Linked DNA regions of Homo sapiens: region 2 is linked to region 1. Evidence: chromatin loops called from intact Hi-C (ENCODE). Cell type or tissue: mammary epithelial cell. All regions are shown on one strand. Links, peaks and the distances in the headings refer to the core of each region. The heading gives the core; the rest is flanking DNA. Region 1 overlaps LOC107986163 (a long non-coding RNA gene). Region 2 has its middle 35 kb from the start of MAGEF1.

Evidence for each region. Hi-C counts contacts between places; a loop is a spot of excess contacts. Peaks named below come from ENCODE experiments on the same cell type or tissue, not always from the same donor. Only the 100,000 strongest peaks of a DNase experiment are listed, where the experiment ranks them.
Region 2: a loop joins it to region 1, with 4 times the contacts of the local background. A loop is called at or near these places in 3 of 110 quality-filtered maps.

Annotation. Positions count from the first base shown.
Region 1 is chr3:184,724,134-184,733,678 of GRCh38, forward strand. The region is part of intron 2 of LOC107986163 (a long non-coding RNA gene); the gene reads left to right. Among named protein-coding and RNA genes, the nearest start is that of MAGEF1, 17 kb to the left of the region's middle. In mammary epithelial cell, for the core only: a CTCF peak has its summit at 3,520 (motif pointing left); DNase peaks (open chromatin) are centred at 2,588 and 3,498; H3K27ac peaks cover 1,059 bases.
Region 2 is chr3:184,671,888-184,681,432 of GRCh38, forward strand. No RefSeq gene overlaps it. Among named protein-coding and RNA genes, the nearest start is that of MAGEF1, 35 kb to the right of the region's middle. RefSeq lists enhancers at 900-1,401, 6,261-6,765, 6,766-7,271. In mammary epithelial cell, for the core only: no CTCF peak of the experiment used is centred there; no DNase peak of the experiment used is centred there.

The DNA of each region.
Region 1 (9,545 bases), core at 460-8,459:
TTTTGTAGTCAAATCTATTAATCTTTTCCTCTATGGTTTCTACTTTTGTTGACATGTTTAGAAAGTCCTTCCCCATCCTAAGATTATAAAATATTCACTCATATTTTCTTCTAGTACCTTTATGATTTCATTTCCTTCTTTATCCATCTGGTATTCATTTTGACAAATGGCGTGAGCTGGGAAATAACGTGTATTATTTATTTATTTATTTATTTCCCAGATGGGTACTCAATTCTTTCATCACTGTTAAAAAGCACGTATTTGTGTGTGTGTGTGTGTGTGTGTGTGTGTGTGTGTGTGTGTAACTATTCCTAAAGTGAACATCTTGAACAGCTGGACACTGAAGGTAACGCAGCTCTAGACTTTGGGTCATCATTAGAAATACCAGCTTAACAGGCAGAAATATCAGCTTAACAGGCAGATGTGGCACTTTCTAACAGATGTGAGCTTTTGAATCAAACGGATTGACATTTGACATTCAAATCCAGCTTTGCAGCTCACTGCTGGTGCAACTTTGAGCAAACCAAGGATCCTCCCTGTGTCTTGGTATCTTCACCTATAAAATGGGATAATAATACTTACAGGGCTGTAATGAGAATTAAATGAGCTAACGTTTGTAGCAACTGTCTACACACGCCTTTCACATCACGGACAGTCAATATTTATCACTTGCCCTTCACACTGCAGCCATCATGCTCCCTCCTCCCCATCAAGTGAGCCCTCAGGCCTTGACTGTAAATAGGATATGCTGGAGTGGGGAGAGGTTGGATGCTGTGCTTGCTTTTTATAGGTTTTCTATCTTTACCCTGTGATCAGACTTCCATGTGTTCTGTCTTGCTGCTTTTAGTGTCTTTTCATTAACAGCCTTTCTCTCCCCTTCTAAAAGCACTGCTTTTAATCTTATAACAGCTAGAAAACCAGACAACAGGATTGTTCGAAGTATATATAAATTAAGAGTAACTGGGATCTGAGTGAGAGCCTGAGGGCCTCTCCTATTGTATAACGTGGTGGTTCTCATCTCTGGCTGTACATTAGAATCACCTGGGGAGCTTTGAAAACATATCCATGCCTGGGTCCTACTCCAGATCAATTAAATCAGAACCTCTGGTGGTGGGGTCCAGGCATGGGGGTGTTTAAAAACTCCGCGGGTGATTCTAAAGTGCACGCAGGGCTGAGAACCATTGCTCGCGCGCACAGGCTTTGTGAGATCCACATTTACTACTGAGAGGTTTTTCCCTCTGGTTCTCTCCCAAAGTGTGCCCCAAGTTGGGGTAGCAGCTCTGTGGAGCCAAAGGCCAGATGGTGGAGGTGTCAGCGATGTTTAGGCTGCTGCTGTGCTTGCTAAAGTGAGCGGCCCCAACACTCAGGTCTGTGTAAGAGCACGTTCCTCAGGGCTTTCGGAGATGATGTCAGTTTCTCTTTAAGATGGAGCTGTTTTAGTCCCCGTCCTGATGCAGCTTCCCCTGCCTCTAGGGGCTTCCTGGGACCATGCTGACTTTGACTCCTGAGGAGAGTGGAAGATAATGAGAAATAAATCTTGAGAAAACACCTTTAGTTTTTATTTCTATTTTGTTTATTTGCGTATTTGTTCTCTTTTTCTCTTGGCTCCTTCTCTGTCCTCAAAAACGTATGTAGGTGATATAGTTTGGCTGTGTCCCCACCCAAATCTCAACTTGAATTGTGGCTCCCATAATTCCCATGTGTTGTGGGAGGAACCCAGTGGGAGATAACTGAATCATGGGGGAGGTTTCCCCCATACGGGTCTCATGGTAGTGAATCAGTCTCATGAGATCTGATGCTTTTATAAGGGGTTTCCTCTTCCATTTGGCTCTCATTCTCTCTTGCCTGCCACCACGTAAGATGTGCCTTTTACCTTCCGCCATGACTGTGAGGCCTCCCCAGCTATATGGAACTGTGAGTCTCTTTTTCTTTATACATTACCCAGTCTCAGGTATGTCTTTATTATCAGGGTGAAAATGGACTGATACAGTAGGTGACATGTGTCCAGCCTGCTTGGTTCCCAACTTTGCTGGATCCATTCTATCTGTGGACGGAGCCACTATCTCTGAAAGGTACACTTACCCCCATCAACTATTGGTGGGCCCACTTTGTCTCCTGGCAAATAGATACAAAATGTGCTCCCTGCAGCCTACAAATTGGGCACCAACATCACAGCTCCTTGCTACCAAGTCAGCCTTCATGCTATTCTCAAATTCTAATAACCTGCCAGGGGGCTTAGCCCATGGGCTTGAGACCCCTTCCTGGTGTCTTACCTGGTTCATCTAAAACTAGGGCCTCCCTGGCTCCACCAGATCCTGTGGAGGAAAAGTCGCCACCTTTTCTAATGAATTAAAGCCCATTCCTGCAAGCTTAGCAATAAAGGGAGAGTCTCTGTGTGGAGAGGAGTGACTAGAATTTCCCCTTGAGATTTCTCACCCATCATCCCCACCCTTCAACACACACAGGGTAGCTGAGACCAGGCTGGATTCCTCAGACCAGCCTTTACCACAGGTTGGGGAGAACAACAGAAATAAACAGAGAGAGTAACATGAGCCTATAAAATCTGGTTTACAAGATACGACTTGATTGTGAGGGCTCAGGGCCTGCCTTCACCAGTGTGGGGGCTGCCTCCGCGTGGTCAGTGCCATGGCACCAGCCCTGGCCTCGGGGCAGAAGCTGGGACAGCTGTGCTCTTGAAAGTTCAGATGGACCCACTAAATAAAGAATGAAGCTGAGAAGGAAATGAGAGTTCCCCTTGGGTCTGGTGCCACCATCTGAATCCCAGAGTTCTGTTTGAGGATCTGTCTCTTCCTGGGATGATTAGAAATGATTGCTCCTTTTGGTGGTAAATAAACCTCAGATTCAAGTGAGGTTTTTTGATCATTAAGGCTGCATCAAGAAGGAATGGGGTGGGCAAACACTAGCTTACTACCTCACCCCAGTGCCTTGACCAGTCTTGCTAGAAGTGCGGTTTTATATCCGCAAAAGACAGTGGCTTTTCTTTAGATACATTCAGTTGAGAGGCGAAATGTTACAACCTTGTGAAATACTCTGTGATGTTCACAGTGGAGCAAGAGGTGAGCAAACTGAGGGTTATTTGCAAAGAATGCTGATGATATTCTTTTCAAAGAGCTCCCAATAATCGTCCAGGGAAGAAAAATACAAGGGTGTATCAGTTTGGAGAGACTTTTTTTTTTTTTTTAACTTGGAAGTCTGTGCGACAGCTCTGTCTGTTTTGGTGCTGATTTCTTCTTCACTCTCTTCAGGAGAGATCTCATCCGCTGTCCACTGGGGAATGGCCTTGCCCTATGGCCCCTACCAAACAAAAACGTAGCAGAACACAGCAAAACAGCAGAGTCGGAATGTGAAGTGCTGATAGAGTTCCCTAACGCTGACTGTCTGCTCTGCATTTCTGGAGATTGTATGCCTGTCATCCTGCATTCCTTGGTAGGCTACCTATTGGATAACCCCATAAACTCTGGCCCACTAATCGTCAATGGGGATAGTGCTGCCCCCTAGAGGCACTTTAGAAACGTGTGGTGTTTGTTACATTGGTTGGGGGCACTACTGAGGTGGAGTCAGAGGGCAGCCAGACTCCCTGCCCTAGGCAAGGCAGTCTTGTATGATGAAGATTTCTCCCGCACGTCTCCTGACATTTGAATGCCCCACCAGATACTCATGTAGGTAGAAAACCTCTTCATATTGGTCTGAGCCTAGAACCTAATTCTAATTTGTATATAAACACAAAGTACTTTTGTACAATTTTGTTTATTTATTTATTTATTTTTTGAGACAGAGACTCGCTGTCGCCCAGGCTGGAGTGCAGTGGCATGATCTCTGGTCACCTCAACCTCCACCTGCTGGGTTCAAGCCATTCTCCTGCCTCAGCCTCCCTAGTAGCTGGGATTACATATGCCTGCCACCACGCCCAGCTAATTTTTTTGTATTTTTGTTTCACCATGTTGGCCAGGCTGGCCTTGAACTCCTGACCTTAAGTGATCCGCCCGACTGGGCCTCCCAAAGTGCTGGGATTATAGGTGTGAGCCACCGCGCCCGGCCCTGTGGTAAAATTTTAATATTCACTGAATTTTTAATGAATGCTACCATCATATAAATGGAAAGAACACTGTATTTTATCTTTCCCAGGAGTTGTTTACCATTTCAGAAAACCACAATACCAACAGTAATATGTTCATAGTATTTGAGTTGTCAAAACAACACACCTCTATTCATCTGCATTTATAAATGAGTAATGATTCTACATATCTGTATGACTGTATAATACTTATTTAGTCTTGTTTCAGAACACCAAATATAAAGAAGTACCCATAATGTTCCAGTAAATATTATTTTACCTCTCTTACATTCAAACTCATTTATTACAAATAAGTGCAATCCTTTGACTACATTATCTCTTCTAGTGTAGTTATGCCCAGGCATTTCTAGATCACAATGTGTATTCGTTTATTCTGAGTTATTTTCCTTTTTGTTCATTATCTTATAGTTAGGGTGGTATATTGATTTTCTAAAAAATATCTGCATAGGTGGGTTGTATCATCTATAAATTTCATTTCGGAATAGTCAAGGTGGACTTACAAAATATTTGATGTAAAAACGGGAGCACTGGGTCTGATAGGGTTTGGGACCCACTGCTCTAGGTGACCTCATGGAGAATATTTGATTTTATCTCATTTTCACAGCAAATTCATTTCACTAGGTCCTATTATGATCACCATTCTGCATTGGAGGAAGCCGAGTAACAGAGACATGAGGTAACTTGCCTAAGGCCACATATCTAGAAAAGCGGGGAGCTAGAGCTCTAGAGCCCTCTTGCTATACCAGTTCACTATTCCACCTTCCACCCACCATGTCTGCCCAATCTTCCATGATTTGTCCAGGTGCCGCAGGGCCTTTCTACCTGGAAGCCCACCCTCTGCCCCTGTTAGCCTTCCTTTTTTTTTTTTTTTTTTTTGATGGACTCTCACTCTGTTGCCCGGGCTGGAGTACAGTGGCGCAATCTCGGCTCACTGCAACTTCTGCCTTCCAGGTTCAAGTGATTCTCCTACCTCAGCCTCCTAAGTAGCTGGGATTACAGGCACGCGTCACCACACCCGGCTAATTTTTGTATTTTTAGTAGAGAAGGGGTTTCGCCCTGTTGGCCAGCCTGGTCTTGAACTCCTGACCTCGGGTGATCCGCCCGCCTCGGCCTCCCGAAGTGGTGGGATTACAGGCGTGAGCCACTGCGCCCGGCCCCTGCTAGGCTTCTTGCAGGGTCCACTGGGGACACTGACTGGAAGGAAAAAAATGACTTTTCCCTTTTGGATAGAATTTTAACAGAATAAATAAAAGGGAAGAATTTTGCAAAGAGCAGATCCCCATAAATTTTGCTGAAAGAATGAATGAATGATTTGGTAACGTATCGGGGAGAGTACTGCTGGGTCCTTTGGAAGAGCCCCTGGGCTTTTAATAATTGATTTCAGCAAACTTATGTGAGTTTCCCTGGGGTTGATGCCGGGGTTCGCAGGGCTCTCAGCTCAAGGACAAGGAGGAACACTTCCACTGTGTCCCCGCAGGCTGAGGGAGGCTGTTCACTCCTTTTCCTCAGGAAGCCCAGCTGTTGAAACCGATCAGCACATCTCCCTTGCCCTCTCCCCATGCACACGGACATGGTTTTCATGTCCTGGAGTTGGGGGTCTTTTTTATTGTATTATTTTTATTATTTTTTATTTTTTTATTTTTTCTGAGACAGTGTCTTGCTCTGTCACCCAGGTTGGAGTGCAGTGGTGCGATCTCGGCTCACTGCAAGCTCCTCCTCCCGGGTTCATGCCATTCTCCTGCCTCAGCCTCCCGAGTAGCTGGGACTACAGGTGCCCACCACCACATCTGGCTAATTTTTTGTATTTTTAGTAGAGATGGGGTTTCACCGTGTTATCCAGGATGGTCTCGATCTCCTGACCTCATGATCCGCCTGCCTCGGCCTCCCAAAGTGCTGGGATTACAGGTGTGAGCCACCGCTCCCGGCGGGGGTCTTCTTCAAATAACAGCCTTTCCTCTGGCCCTTTGGTCTGTGATCTGACTGACCCCCTGTGTCCTGGTCTGAGGAACACCAGCTCCTACAACTGACAACCACAAAGGGATGCTGCACTTTTTCCCCGTGGGTCTCTGGCAGGGTCTCACTCTGAGCTACAACTTTTTCTTTCCTTCACTCAGCAAATGTTTTCTGAAGGCCTGCTTTGTGCCAGATTCTGGGGTGCAGGGATGAGCAACGACACATTGTCCCATCCCACACTGATCTCAGGTGCTTTCTTCCTCAACTAAACCATATACCCTTCCTGGAGGTGACTTGGGGGGCCATCCCTCAGCAGAAGCCAGACTCCTCACTCTACCCCATTCCAAACCTTCCCCTCAGACCCACAAAAGATACTCAACTTCAGTCACCCTCTGCAGACTCAGATTTAGTACAAATGACTGGCTTTTGCAGTAGTGTGGGAAGAGCTGCAACAGGAGCATACAGAAGCTCTGGGAGCCCACGGGGAAGGGCAGCTGAACCAGCCTGGGGTGAATAGGGAAGCTTTCCTGGAGGAGGGGATGCCTGAGTGTAGTCCCAAGGAATGGCTATGATTTGGCAAAGGCAAAGGATGAGTGCATTGGTCAGGGTCCTAAAAGGGAACAGGCCCCCTTAAGTTAGGATGATTTGATGAGGGTTTATGCACAAAGAGGTTATTTGCAAAGGTTTAGGCAGAGTGTGGGAGAACAACACAAGATAGTACAGAAACTCAGGGTCAGTGGCAGCAGAGCTGTTTCCACCCCTAGGCCAGAAGACATGGGAGAGGGGCAGCCTGTACCCTGGAAAGAGGGAGAGTCGTGTCATTCAGGTCAGCTTCCCTCTAGGGAATCAGCCAGCCTGATGCAACCTTACAAGGAGGGAATCAATTGCCTTGACCTCATTCTTTCCTGTCTTCCAAACTCTTGCTGGTGGTCCCCATTGGCCAAACCCAACCAGGAGCCAGAGGGCACTGGAGCTGATTGATGTGATCTATACAGGGCAGACTTTGGGGCACAGAGCAGGCTGGAGAGTGGATCTGGCGTGGTAAGCAGAAGATATCCAGCATGCTGGGTCAGGGAAGGCCTTTCTAAGAAGAGGAGAACAATTTGTGAAGGCCCCATTCTTACACAAGAATGTGTAAGTTGGGGAAATGTTTTCTTTATGTCTGGAGTAGAGTGAGTAGGAATGGGGGCGTCCATCATGAAAGGCCTTGCATGTCTTTCTAACGAATGTGAAAATTTATCCCAAAGGCGATGGGAGCCACTGAAGCATTTTTGGCAGGAGGTGACCTGATCAGATTTGTGTTCTGAAATGATCACTCTCGCCCTAGTGTGGACGTGGTCTGGAGGAACACTTCAGACTAGAGATGGTGAGGCCTGAACCAAGACAATGGCGATGGAGAAAGAGGTGGATTGATTTGAGAAATGTTTAGGAAGTAGTCTCAAAAGGCGATGAAGGATTGAATGTGGAGGATGAAGGAAAGGGAGACGTCGAGAGCAGTGTCTGGGTTTCCACTTGAAGCTCAGGCTCAGGAGGGAGCGTGAGGGAGCAGGTTGCCTGTCCAGCTGTTGCTTCCTCGATTTTGCTTTCTGGATTTGGGAGAAAGCTTAGATTGGCCCTCATTAGCAGGACCTCAGGCTTTCAAGGGGGTCTTGGAGGGGCTTCCTAGCCATGCCACAGGTTGGCCTCCCTTGGTTGTCTCGAGAGCACGCCAAACTAGAGAGCAGGCGAAGTCACCTTTTGCTGCCACCCTGGGACCTACTGAGCCGGGACCTGCTCTCTCCCACCCCCTGCCCCTTCCCATATGGACAGGGGATGTGTTTTCTTTTAACTTGCTTCATTGCAGGAGCAAATGAGGTCCAGCTGAGGGGAGGGAACCAGCCATGGTGACAGAGCATGGGCTGTGTGAGCTTGGGTGAGAGTGGGGGCCCTGTCACCCTCAGTTTCCTTCCACTGGCTTTTCAGACAGCTGTGGTCCCTGTAGGCTCAGATTTCATCCCTAGCAATTCTGAAGAACCTGCTATCCAGTAACAGGTCCCATTCCTTGGAGTTCTTTACCTAGAAACCTGGAATAATTTTCTTTTGTTGCAGAGGAAAATGCTGAGGTTGTTCTTTCATGGTCTAAGAACTTGAGTAGTCATGGCAACGCATGAGGGTGGGGTGGGTGAGGTGGGGGCGTCTTAGCAGTGTTTCGTTTCAAATGCCAGATTAAAGGAAAAGCGTCTTTGGAGTTCGCCTCATTAAGACATAGCTCAGTGCAGTCTCGTTGATGGTTCTCCAGCTCATCATTTTACACATTACATTTTCCCTACATTTCCTCGCCTGATGGGCAGTCTTCTGGGACTTCTCCCTGAGAATTTTGGCTCCGAGACTTCTCCAAGAATTTCAGCTCATTTCTGGCAAGAGCGTTGGTGGGGGTGACTCTTTTGTTCCTGTCGAGGACCTTGTCTTGTAAGTCCTTTGCTTCCAATGGGACTGCCACTTTAAAAAGCCAAAGGTAACATGTTTATTGAGAGTTTGTTCTGGCTACAAAAAGAAAGATGGTGATTGAGCAGCCATTTCCTTTTCACACTATACTTTTGGTCCAGGATCTTTCTCTCAGAGTTTGGCCAGGTCAAGCCCAAAGCTGGCTCTGGGGATCTAGGCCATCCTTCCGACTGCCCTTCCGGGACGCGTCTTGGAGAAAGTAAAGGTGGAAATGTTTAACCTAGACACTGGCTGCAAGTGCTTTCTTCCTCAGCTGAACCTTATCCCCTTGCTTGAGCTGACCTGGGGGTCCTTCTTCTTGAGGAGCCACTCCCCACCCTGCTCCAGTCCAAACCTCTCCTATACCCGCAAAAGATACTCAACACATTAGAGTTGCCCAGTTATCAACTAAAATATTTCCCAAGTCCTCATTTATGCTTTCCAGTGGTCACCTAGATTCTCCTTGTGATTAATGTTCTTATTAACCATAGCCCTCATGTGCTGAATACTTACTAAGAGGCCAGATTTCTATTTATCACCTAATTTAATAGTCACCAACAACCCCGTGAGGCAGGTACTAGCAGTCTCATCTTACAGAGGAGGGAACTGAAGTCCCCCAAAGCTAACTTGTCTAGAACCAAATAGCTAGTAAGAGGTAGAGCTGCGATGACGTGGGGTCTGTCTGGTGACACACAGTGCTCTCTCCACTAGGTGACACAGCCTACATCCTCAGCTGCTTTCACCCCGTCTCACCTGATCACAGCACACATTCCCACCTGCATGAGCCCTGCCTCATTCCAGCCAGAATGTGGTCACTGAATCATCTCCCCAAAGTTCCCCTTTCATTCATTATTTTTTTTATTTTTATTTTTATTATTTTTTTTTGAGATGGAGTCTCACTCTGTCCCCCAGGCTGGAATGCAGTGACTTGATCTTGGCTCACTGCAACCTCTGCCTCCTGGCTTCAAGTGATTCTCCTGCCTCAGCCTCCCCAGTAGCTGGGACTACAGGTGCATGCCACCATGCCTGGCTA
Region 2 (9,545 bases), core at 804-8,803, 52 kb before region 1:
GTATGGTATGGGGAGCTGAGGTGCCCCATGATGAAGTTGGGTACAGTGTGGGGAGATGAGGTACCCCATGATGAAGTGGGGCATGGTTGGGGAGCTGAGGAGGCCCATGATGAAGTAGGGTACGGTGTGGGAAGCTGAGCTACCCATGATGGAGTATGGTGTGGGGAGCTGAGGTGCTCCATGATGAAGTGGGGTACAGTGTGGGGAGCTGAGGTACCCCATGATGAAGTGGGGCACACCGTGGCAGGTGAGTACCCCAGGATGTAGTGGAGTACAGTGGTAAATGGAGGCTCACTGGTGAGGGCAGATGCTCTGTTGAGAAGCAGTGCTACCTTCTGCTTCATAACCCTGCCTTCTCTTCCTGCCTCTACTACTCCACTTTCAAATTAGACATCGCTGCTCAGGATTCCTTCCCTAGAAATCGACCTAAAATACCTCTCCTACAGACATGACCCTGAGGACAACCAGTGGCTTCTCACCTGGGGTCCTGGCTCCCAGCACTGTGTGCTGCTGGGTGAGAGTTCCCTTTGTGCAGAGCCCACTTACCACGTGTTGGATGGATGCGTCCATTAAGGATGGGATGGATGGAGTACAGGAGTCCATTTCGCACACATTTCCTGAGGTCTTCGAGGTGTCATGCACCTGCTGGCCTCTGGGGATCAGACGGGAATATAAACTGGTCCCTGTTCTCAAGGAGCTCACACAGGCCCCCGGCTTCACCTGGGCTAAGAGGTATGACCCACACACTTATTCAGTGTAGGGGACAGGCCACCAGCTCTGCCTTGGTAAGCCGGGGAAGGCTCGACAGAGTTGGTAATCTCCGAAGTGGGCTTTGGAGGAGGCATATGAGTGGAGGACCACGGAACAGGCATTTTAGGCTGGCTGTCAGTGGCTTCAGGAGGTTCTGACTTGGTGGGAGATACGTCCTATAGAGGTTCTCCAAAGACCCACAGTGCCATGCTGATTTTCTGAAATCCAGTGGGACTTAGGTAGGGTGACAAGGGCAGTGATGGAGCTACAGTTGTGTCCATTTAGAGGGAAGTAAGAGTGAGGATGGTCAGAGAACCTGGCTACACCCAGCTCTTGCAGTCATAATCGATTCCTTTCCAGTCAAAGAGGGTGGGAGAGTGGTTTTTCTCCCTCAGACAGAAGGATGAGGCTAGGAGGGAGGAGCTGGGTGGGCCGGGCGTGGACCAGCTTGGCCCTGGTGGACCTGCAGTTGGGCGGGAGGATGCTGGTTATTTGACTACAATGTATATTTAAAGGTCTCAGTTACAATGGGCCCCGGGCGCTCTGTAACAAGCTGCAGCTGTCCCATTGCTCATTAGCTTTCCTAACATCTTCTCGGGGCTGGTCCTGGGAGAGCAGCCCCCAAGCTCCTCCCTGTGGGCCGGGGCCCTGAAAAGCTGACTTCTTGCCCCCAGCCTCAGAGCTGCCATGATGAATGGCGCTGCTGCCCCGTGCAGACAAACGTCTTCCAGGAACAAGCCCCGTTTGTTTAAATCAAATGATCACCATCTTCTCTGGCAAAAGCCGCTCCCTGGACTCAAGGCCCAGGCCTGCCTCAACTGCCACCCACCTGTCCCTCTTCCTCTGGACATTAGGAAAGGACACATCAAGGGGTCAGGAGCAGCTCTAGCCACTGTCCTCAGAATGGGGACAGAGCAGGATCTCCAGGGCCAGCAGGGCCTGGTCGTCTTTGGAAGTGGGGTGAGAAAGGACTAAGCTTTCACAAGACATGGAGAAGCAGCCAGCAGCATGGGAAACAGGGCCTCAGCTGTGCTGCATCTGTGCTCTGAGCTTTGCACTTTCTACATGTGTCTCTACTCAAGTTACGCCTCTCCTGGCTTCAGACCCCTCAAGCATAGAAGAGTTTGTTAGGTCCACAGCTCTCAACCCCGGCTGCACACTGGGGTCACCAGAGGAACTTTTAGGAACTACTGATTCAGTTGGGTTCCAGGCACTGCCATTTCTTCCCCTCAGGCCCTCAAGCAATTCTAGCATGCAGCAATCGGTTTGAGTAGCCCCAAGGTCTCTGACCTCATGGCTTATCAGGTCTTCTTTGAAAAGTCCTGGCTGCTTAGGAAACACCTCCAGGAAGCCATCAGTTTGCAGACTGTGGGTCCCAAGAAGTTCCTGTACCAGGAGTTCTTCCTAAAGAAACCCACCTGGACTGGAGCAGGAAGGGACCCCAGAGCCCACCTTTTCCAACTTGGTTTTAGAGATGGCAAAACTGGGGAGTGCTCCTCCTCTCCTTGGGAGGACCCCCAGCTCAGACGGGAAGTGCTTTGTGAACGTAAAGCACCAACGCTGGGAAATTACTACAGATGGAGTTGTTGAGGATGGAGATTGGGGCACTGGAATTGTAACTCCTATCTGTCTCCCCAACTAGATTGTAAGCACCTTAATTGCAGAGACCAGGTCTCCTTTGTCGTGTGTGTGTGTGTGTGTGTGTGTGTGTGTGTGTGTGTGTCCTCCTGACTTAGCAATAAATGACTATGTGGATGGATGGATGGATGGATGGGTGGGTGGGTGGATGGATGGGTGGGTGGATGGATGGATGGATGGATGGGTGGATGGATGGATGGGTGGATGGATGGATGGGTGGATGGATGGATGGGTGGATGGATGGATGGGTGGATGGGGCCTTCCACAGGTGAATTTCCCTTCCTTACTTATCACTAGATTTTGCCATGGGTCACCTAGGCTGTCATCACCACGGTCACTGCTGTGAATAATGGAGTGTCAGGAGCTGAGGGAGGCAGTAGGGTATTGAGAGAACCTGTTAGCCTTGGGACTCAGGGGAGGGCCATTAATAAGGAGTAAGCATCTGAAGCTGGTCCTGACAGGCTTGCTGTGAATGGTGAGGCCAGATTACATGCCCATTGTACCCTGCTGTGAATCCACATCTCCCTAAGCCCCATCACACAGTGTAGCCGGGAATTTCTCACCCTCAAAGGTCTTTCAACCAAAAAAAAAAAAGGCCATTTCTGCCCAAGGAAGAATGTGGACCTGCAGGTTCCAGGTGGGAAGGAGAGGGGCTCAGGGTCTGGGTGAGGACAGAAGTTGGTGCTCTGACCTTAGTATGAATAACTCCAGCAAAGTCTTAATTCCTCAAAATACTGCCCAACATGCAACCGGCCACCTTTTATTGAACTTCCACGTGGGCAGACACTATGCTTGCTGAGGATACAGAGGTAAAAGAGAAAGACCCTGCCCTCAGAGGACTTATGGTCAAGGAGTAGAAGCTGTCGGGGAAAGGGCAGAGGGCTGGTGAGCCACGGAGGAGAAAGTGCTGGACAGGGCATGGACCCCAGGGGTGGCTTCATAGAGAGGCAAGATTTAAGCTCGGTGGGAGTTCTTCAGTGTGGCTCCCGGGAATCTGAATTTCTATCTCTCTCTTTTTTTTTTTTTTTTTTAGATAGAGTTTTGCTCTGTCGCCCAGGCTGGAGTGCAGTGGTGCAATCTCAGCTCACTGCAACTTCCGCCTCCTGGGTTCAAGCAATTCTTCTGCCTCAGTCTCCTGAGTAGCTGGGATTACAGGCGCGCGACAGCATGCCCAGCTAATTTTTGTATTTTCAGTAGAGGCGGGGTTTCTTTTATTTATTTATTTATTTTTTGAGACAGAGTCTCACTCTGTCACCCAGGCTGGAGTGCAGTGGTACAATCTCAGCTCACTGCAACCTCTGACCCCTGGGTTCAAGCGATTCTCCTGTCTCAGCCTCCCAAGTAGCTGGGATTACAGGCATGCACCATCATGCCCAGCTAATTTTTGTATTTTCAGTAGAGACGGGGTTTCCCCATGTTGGCCAGGCTGGTCTTGAACTCCTGACCTCAGGTAATCCACTCACCTCAGCCTCCCAAAATACTGGGATTACAGGCGTGAGCCACCGTGCCTGGCCAAATCTGAATTTCTTCTCAAATGCATGGGGGAATCTGTTGTGCCGACATGGTTAGGAATGATTTGTCTAGTGAGTGGTGGAGAAGGCATCCTAGGCAGAAGAAACTGTATGTGCAAAGAAAGGGAGGTGATCTAAGGGCACAGAGGTAACGGCAAACAGTCAAATATATGTGTAGAAACCAGGTTATTTGGGGGAAAGGGGATGCAACTAGAGTGGGAGGAAGAAAATCAAAATGCCATTTTGTTTGAATCGTTGAAAATAATTCCCCCAGGAAGCAGTAATCCATTTCAGCCTTCCTCATTCAGTGCTGATTTGCCCAAGTGGCAGGGAGATCTGGTGCCGATTACCAGGTTTCGGTGCATTAGGTAATGCAACAATAAAATCTGGGTCACTGCAGCACAAAGTCCCCTTTATTTTGACAAGTGTAGTTTTTACTCTGAAGTGTTATCATAAATAATTAAATTAAACCAGTAAATGGGTTGTAGTATGCTTTGCTGCAGTAACAAAGTCTCTGTAACCCCAGACACTGAGCCACTCCTTTGGGGGATTCTTGGCTCGGAAACATTTGGGAATTTTTCAGAAGTCAAGAATATTTGGAGTAGTCAAAGGAGAGAGGTAGGGCTGAAGGCTTGTTCCAGCCCATCCTGCTGCCCCGTTTCCCACTGGGCTTCCCCATCCTGCTGCACGCCATTCTATCATTTGACCTGTGGCAGCTTGAATCTGTAAAGGGATCACTCCTCAGCCCTAGGCTGGCCTCGAATGAAGAAGGGTAGAGAGTCCCAGTGCACATATTGGGCAGCCTCTTTTTTTTTTTTTTTTTTTGAGACAGAGTTTCGCTCTTGTTGCCCGGGCTGAAGTGCAGTGGTGCAATCTCAGCTCACTGCAACCTCCACCTCCCGGGTTCAAGCGATTCTCCTGCCTCAGCCTCCTGAGTAGCTGGGATTACAGGCATGTGCCACCATGCCCAGCTAATTTTGCATTTTTAGTAGACACGGGTTTTCTCCATGTTGGTCAGGCTGGTATTGGGCAGCCTCTTTTTTTTTTTTTCCATAATGCCCGCTCAGGCATCAGGGCATCAATAAGTAAATACTTCAAATCTTAGGGTAGAAGGTCTTGCAGGGACTCTCAAGACCACCAGACAACCCACCACCATCCATGACTTTTACCATTTCATAGACATGAAAACCAGGGAAGTAAAGTGACATGACCCATTGCTTGTTGGCCGATGGACAGGATAAGTAACATGCAGAACGTGAGTGCCAAAGACGCGGAGACCCAAAGGAGAATGTGCTGGAGACACAGGGGCTGCATGCAGGCAGAGAAAGGGGAAGTTGCAGGAGGAAGGAAAGAGGAAACGGTAAGAGGCAGGGGTGAGGTCTGCTAGAGGGCTGGGAGCTTTGAACCAAGTCTTCAGGCGGAGACCCTGAGGAGTCATCACCGGAGCCCTCAAGTACTCAGACATCTGCCCGCTGCATCAGGACAGTTCTCAAACCAAGCAAGAGAGAAATAAAATCTCTGTAGTGAAGAAGGAAAAATGGTGCTGGAGAGAATACCCAGAGGCGGAACCTGCTGGCTTTAAAGCAGGAGATTTCGGTCCCTCCCCAGGGTGAGTGGGGCTGCTTTTTGCCTCCTTCTCTACCATCTGCCCCCTCCGCTCTCCCATCGTCCTGCCTGCTGGACATCCAGGCATCAGCTTCTGTCACCCTTGTCAGGGCCTGCAGATAAGGTGGCAGTTGGTGGCCAGATTAGAGGGGGAGTAGCATTCCACTGCCCCCTCTTTTGGTGGCATCCAGGCCTGTAGGACTCCATGCAGGGACAACTCCATTCGTAGAGCCAGAACTCCCAGTGAGAGTTCTAGAATGGGGGCTCCTTCCGAGTCCCAGAGCCTCCAGCTGAGCCAGCTCCAGGGAGAGCGTGACAAACAGGTATCCTGGACAGAGAGGACTCTGGAGACCAGAAGAGCCTGTCAGAATGAGGGGCCGAACAGCACACACGGCCTTCCCTCCTGCCCCTCCACAGACCGGCTGTTTTTCATAGCACCTTTAGTGGAAAGGAAAGCATGTTTCTCTCACTCCATGGAACTCTGAGCTATGTAAACAATAGAGATAGAGCTGGAACAAAAATCACCTACAGGGCCGATAGCTGCACCAGAAATCCCTCCAGGGAGGAGGCCAAGGCTCCTTGGTGTTCAACAGCACAAAAGCTCAGATATTAGTGAAGTGTCGGTGCCCGGGGCTTTTGCCCCAGGGCTGTGGGGTCTTGTTTAGAGGTCAGTGAAGGGGAAGGCCCACACCTGGTGGGCTGCACGGCACCCCCTCCTTCTCCCTGACATCTATTGCATCATTCTCAAGGTGTGTGGACCAGGGACAGGGGAAGTGAGCTCAGCTGACCCAGAAACCCCGGCAAGGCCTGTGCCCAGTTTGCTGTTCCTCACCGGAGACCTTTGGGGTTCTAGGCCACTCTTACGTGGTGATGGCAGGGCAGGTGTGCACAGGTCTGCCTATGAGGTGGGGATCTGCAACTGTCCCCAGAAACCCACTGCTAAACTGGGTCCTTAGGGACTTCACCGCCCTGCTGGCCTCCTCCTCCCTCTGAGGCATCATTGACTCCAGGAAGCCCTCTGTGAACCCCAAGGCTGCACCCTGGGGTGCCAAGCTTCTCTGTGTGCCTGCACTGCACCCTGTCATACTCAGAGCTTATCATCTCAAGCGTATCTCCTTAAGACAGGGCTGTGTTTGACTTATCTCTGTGCACACTTCCATATACAGTAGGTGCTCAATAAACGCTTGTTGGACAGAACGGGGCATCTCTAGGCCAGGCCTGGCATCCCTGGTCAGGACGGCTTCAGTGGGAGGCCCAGTTCTCTGGCCTCAGCTGCCCTTGGCTCAGGGGGTCCAGTTCGGGAGAGACCAGGGTGGTCAGAGCGTGCACTGCCCTTTAATCCAGGCCTGGGTTCTTTCCCGCGTCACGGCCAGATCCCATCTCCTCTTCAACACATAGCGCTGTGGCTACCACATTGCCTCTCTGGCAGACACTGTGGGGATGTGTGTAGTCAGGTTGCAGGGAGGGGGACTTTAAACAAACAGTCCATGGCCCCAGTCAGTGCCAAGGCTCACCGCATCCCCAGCCCCACACCCCCTCTCCAGGGCGAGCCAGCTTGCTGGACCGTGTGACCGGGAGCCCGCAGAATTCATTTCACAAAAAATGTTTTGGTGCTCTGCTTCTCACCCCATCCCCAGCTGGGCCAGAGAGCACCTGAGTGCCCCTCCTGCTCTCCCTCCCTCTTGGGCCTTTCGCCCCCTAATCCACAAAGTGGGGAGCGGTCATGTGGGCCCTCAGCTCTCGACAGGAAGCTGTCAGGCACAGCTGGCTCGCCGGGCCAGCTCCCTTACCGCCAGGGAGGCGGGCTGCCGTCCCCGAGCCCGGCTCGCTGAAACCCAACCCCTCTTTCCAGCTGCAGCTCGAAAGAGCCCCTGGCCAGCCTTCCCCAGGGACCCTGCAGCCTGCAGATCTCACGGTCAGGGAATTTTCCCTGCGCAGTGTTCCAAGTCAGCCAAGCCTCCAGAACAAAGGGCAGAGAGACAGAGACCGGCCTCTTCCTATCCCCCCATAAGTGGCAAGAAAGACCCAGCCCACAGAGGCTGCTCCCCTGATGTGGGGGAAGGGTATACCCAGAGGACAAAGACCATCCTTCCTGGGAGGCCTGTGCCTCGGGAAGCACTCCCCGGAGGAGCCAGGACCAGATAGATTTGCAGCAGCCCCCATTTCTTCCACCCCAGGGAGGAAAGTGACCTGTACTGGCCCTGACATCCCAAGGGCCACGGGTGTCAGGAGGCCTGTGTCAGAGTCAGGTGCTGCACAGAAGGGGATTGTTGCTGATTAGTGCGGAGGCACACATTCCAGAACGCAGTGATTCCTTTCCCTGGGGAAAATGCAATTTACAAAAGAAAAATGGGCCGGGCGCAGTGGCTCACACCTGTAATCCCAGCACTCTGGAAGGCGGATCACAAGGTCAGGAGATCGAGACCATCCTGGCTAACACAGTGAAACCCCATCTCTACTAAAAAATACAAAAAATTAGCCGGGCGTGGTGGCGGGCCCCTGTAGTCCCAGCTACTCGGGAGGCTGAGGCAGGAGAATGACGTGAATCCGGGAGACAGAGCTTGCAGTGAGCCGAGATGATCGCGCCACTGCACTCCAGCCTGGGCGACAGAGCGAGACTCCGTCTCAAAAAAAAAAAAAAAAAAAAAAAAAAATGGGACTTTTTTGTTGTGGTCCCTAAGAACAGACTGTTCCTCAAACTCAGATAATAAACTGCTGTCAAGCAGCAGCCCTGGTAACATGTAATAGAGTGGAGAGAAACCCGCAACCAGCATTGGTTCAAGCTCTGATATCATCACTAACTAGCTATGTGGCTGGTCTAGCTCTAGGGACACCCCAAAGCCATTGTGGCCAGGACAGAATATATTATAACTAACTTCTCTGAGCCTCATTTTTTCTCATCTGTAAGATGGGACTAGTATTGTTTACCAGGCCTACTTCCTTCATTTAGCAAACATTAAGTACCAACTGTGTGCCAGGCACTAAGTCTGTTGCTGGAAGCTGAGAAATAACAGGATTCCCCACCCCAGGTCACATTAACTAATGGGTATAAAGGTGCTTGGAAAACTGAAATGCTGAAATAAATAGATAAGGACCAGCTGTAATGATCTCATTAACTTTCTGGGAATGAGGCTGCTAAAGTGATTTTTAAAGTTCTTAAAAACAGTTAAGTAAGCCAGACCTGTCTCTGTAATCTGGCCTGCACTATTTATTTGCTTAGCAAACCATTTCTTCATAGATAGTGCAAAAGGAAAGACTTCAGACCAGCCCGAGGCAGAATTTATCCCAAATTCAGAGTGAGTGGGGTCTGAATTAATTAGGTCTTTCTGTAGCTTAATGTATAAACCTGGGCTCAGGAAATTTGGCCTTTAAAGCAGGTGCCCTTTCAAATGAGTGGGTTTCATGTGACTGTTTTAACTTCAGCTTCATTACCCTTTATGGGCTGCAGGAGTGGTGGGGGGAGCAGGCAGGAGGGATCTGGTGTGAGTCTGCTTCCGTGAATGGGGAGCCAAAGGAACCGTAAAACAGCCCCTGGGTCCTCAACAGCCTTCTCCCAACCAGGGCCTGCCAAGGTGACCTGCCTACCTCCCCATGGAGGTAAATTCATACTTACAGTCCCCGTCTGGGGTCTCCTCCAGTCTCAGGTGAGGGCAAGGGCCAAGGCTCCCAGTCCTACTTGTGGGGCTGGTCATCTGCTGGGGTTTCCTCCTTCGATCTCTCATTGTCCTTGAACTTCTTGTTCTAGCTCCTTGGCAGCCTCCAAACTCCACAGCGTGAGAGCGCTGTGCCAGGATACTCTCTCACTCAAGAACCCGCGGTTATTCCCTACTGCCTGAAAGTCCTCAGCCCCCACCACCTGCTCTTATTATCTGCTCAAGATGCTCCAGGTCACCCGTCCCTTTAGACAGTCCAATATGGCAGCCACCAACCACCCATGACTATGGAGCACTTGTGGCCAATCCCAATTGAGATGTGCTGTAAGATATACACCCAGATAATGAAGATTCAGCATGAAAAAAGTAATGTAGGCTGGGCGCGGTG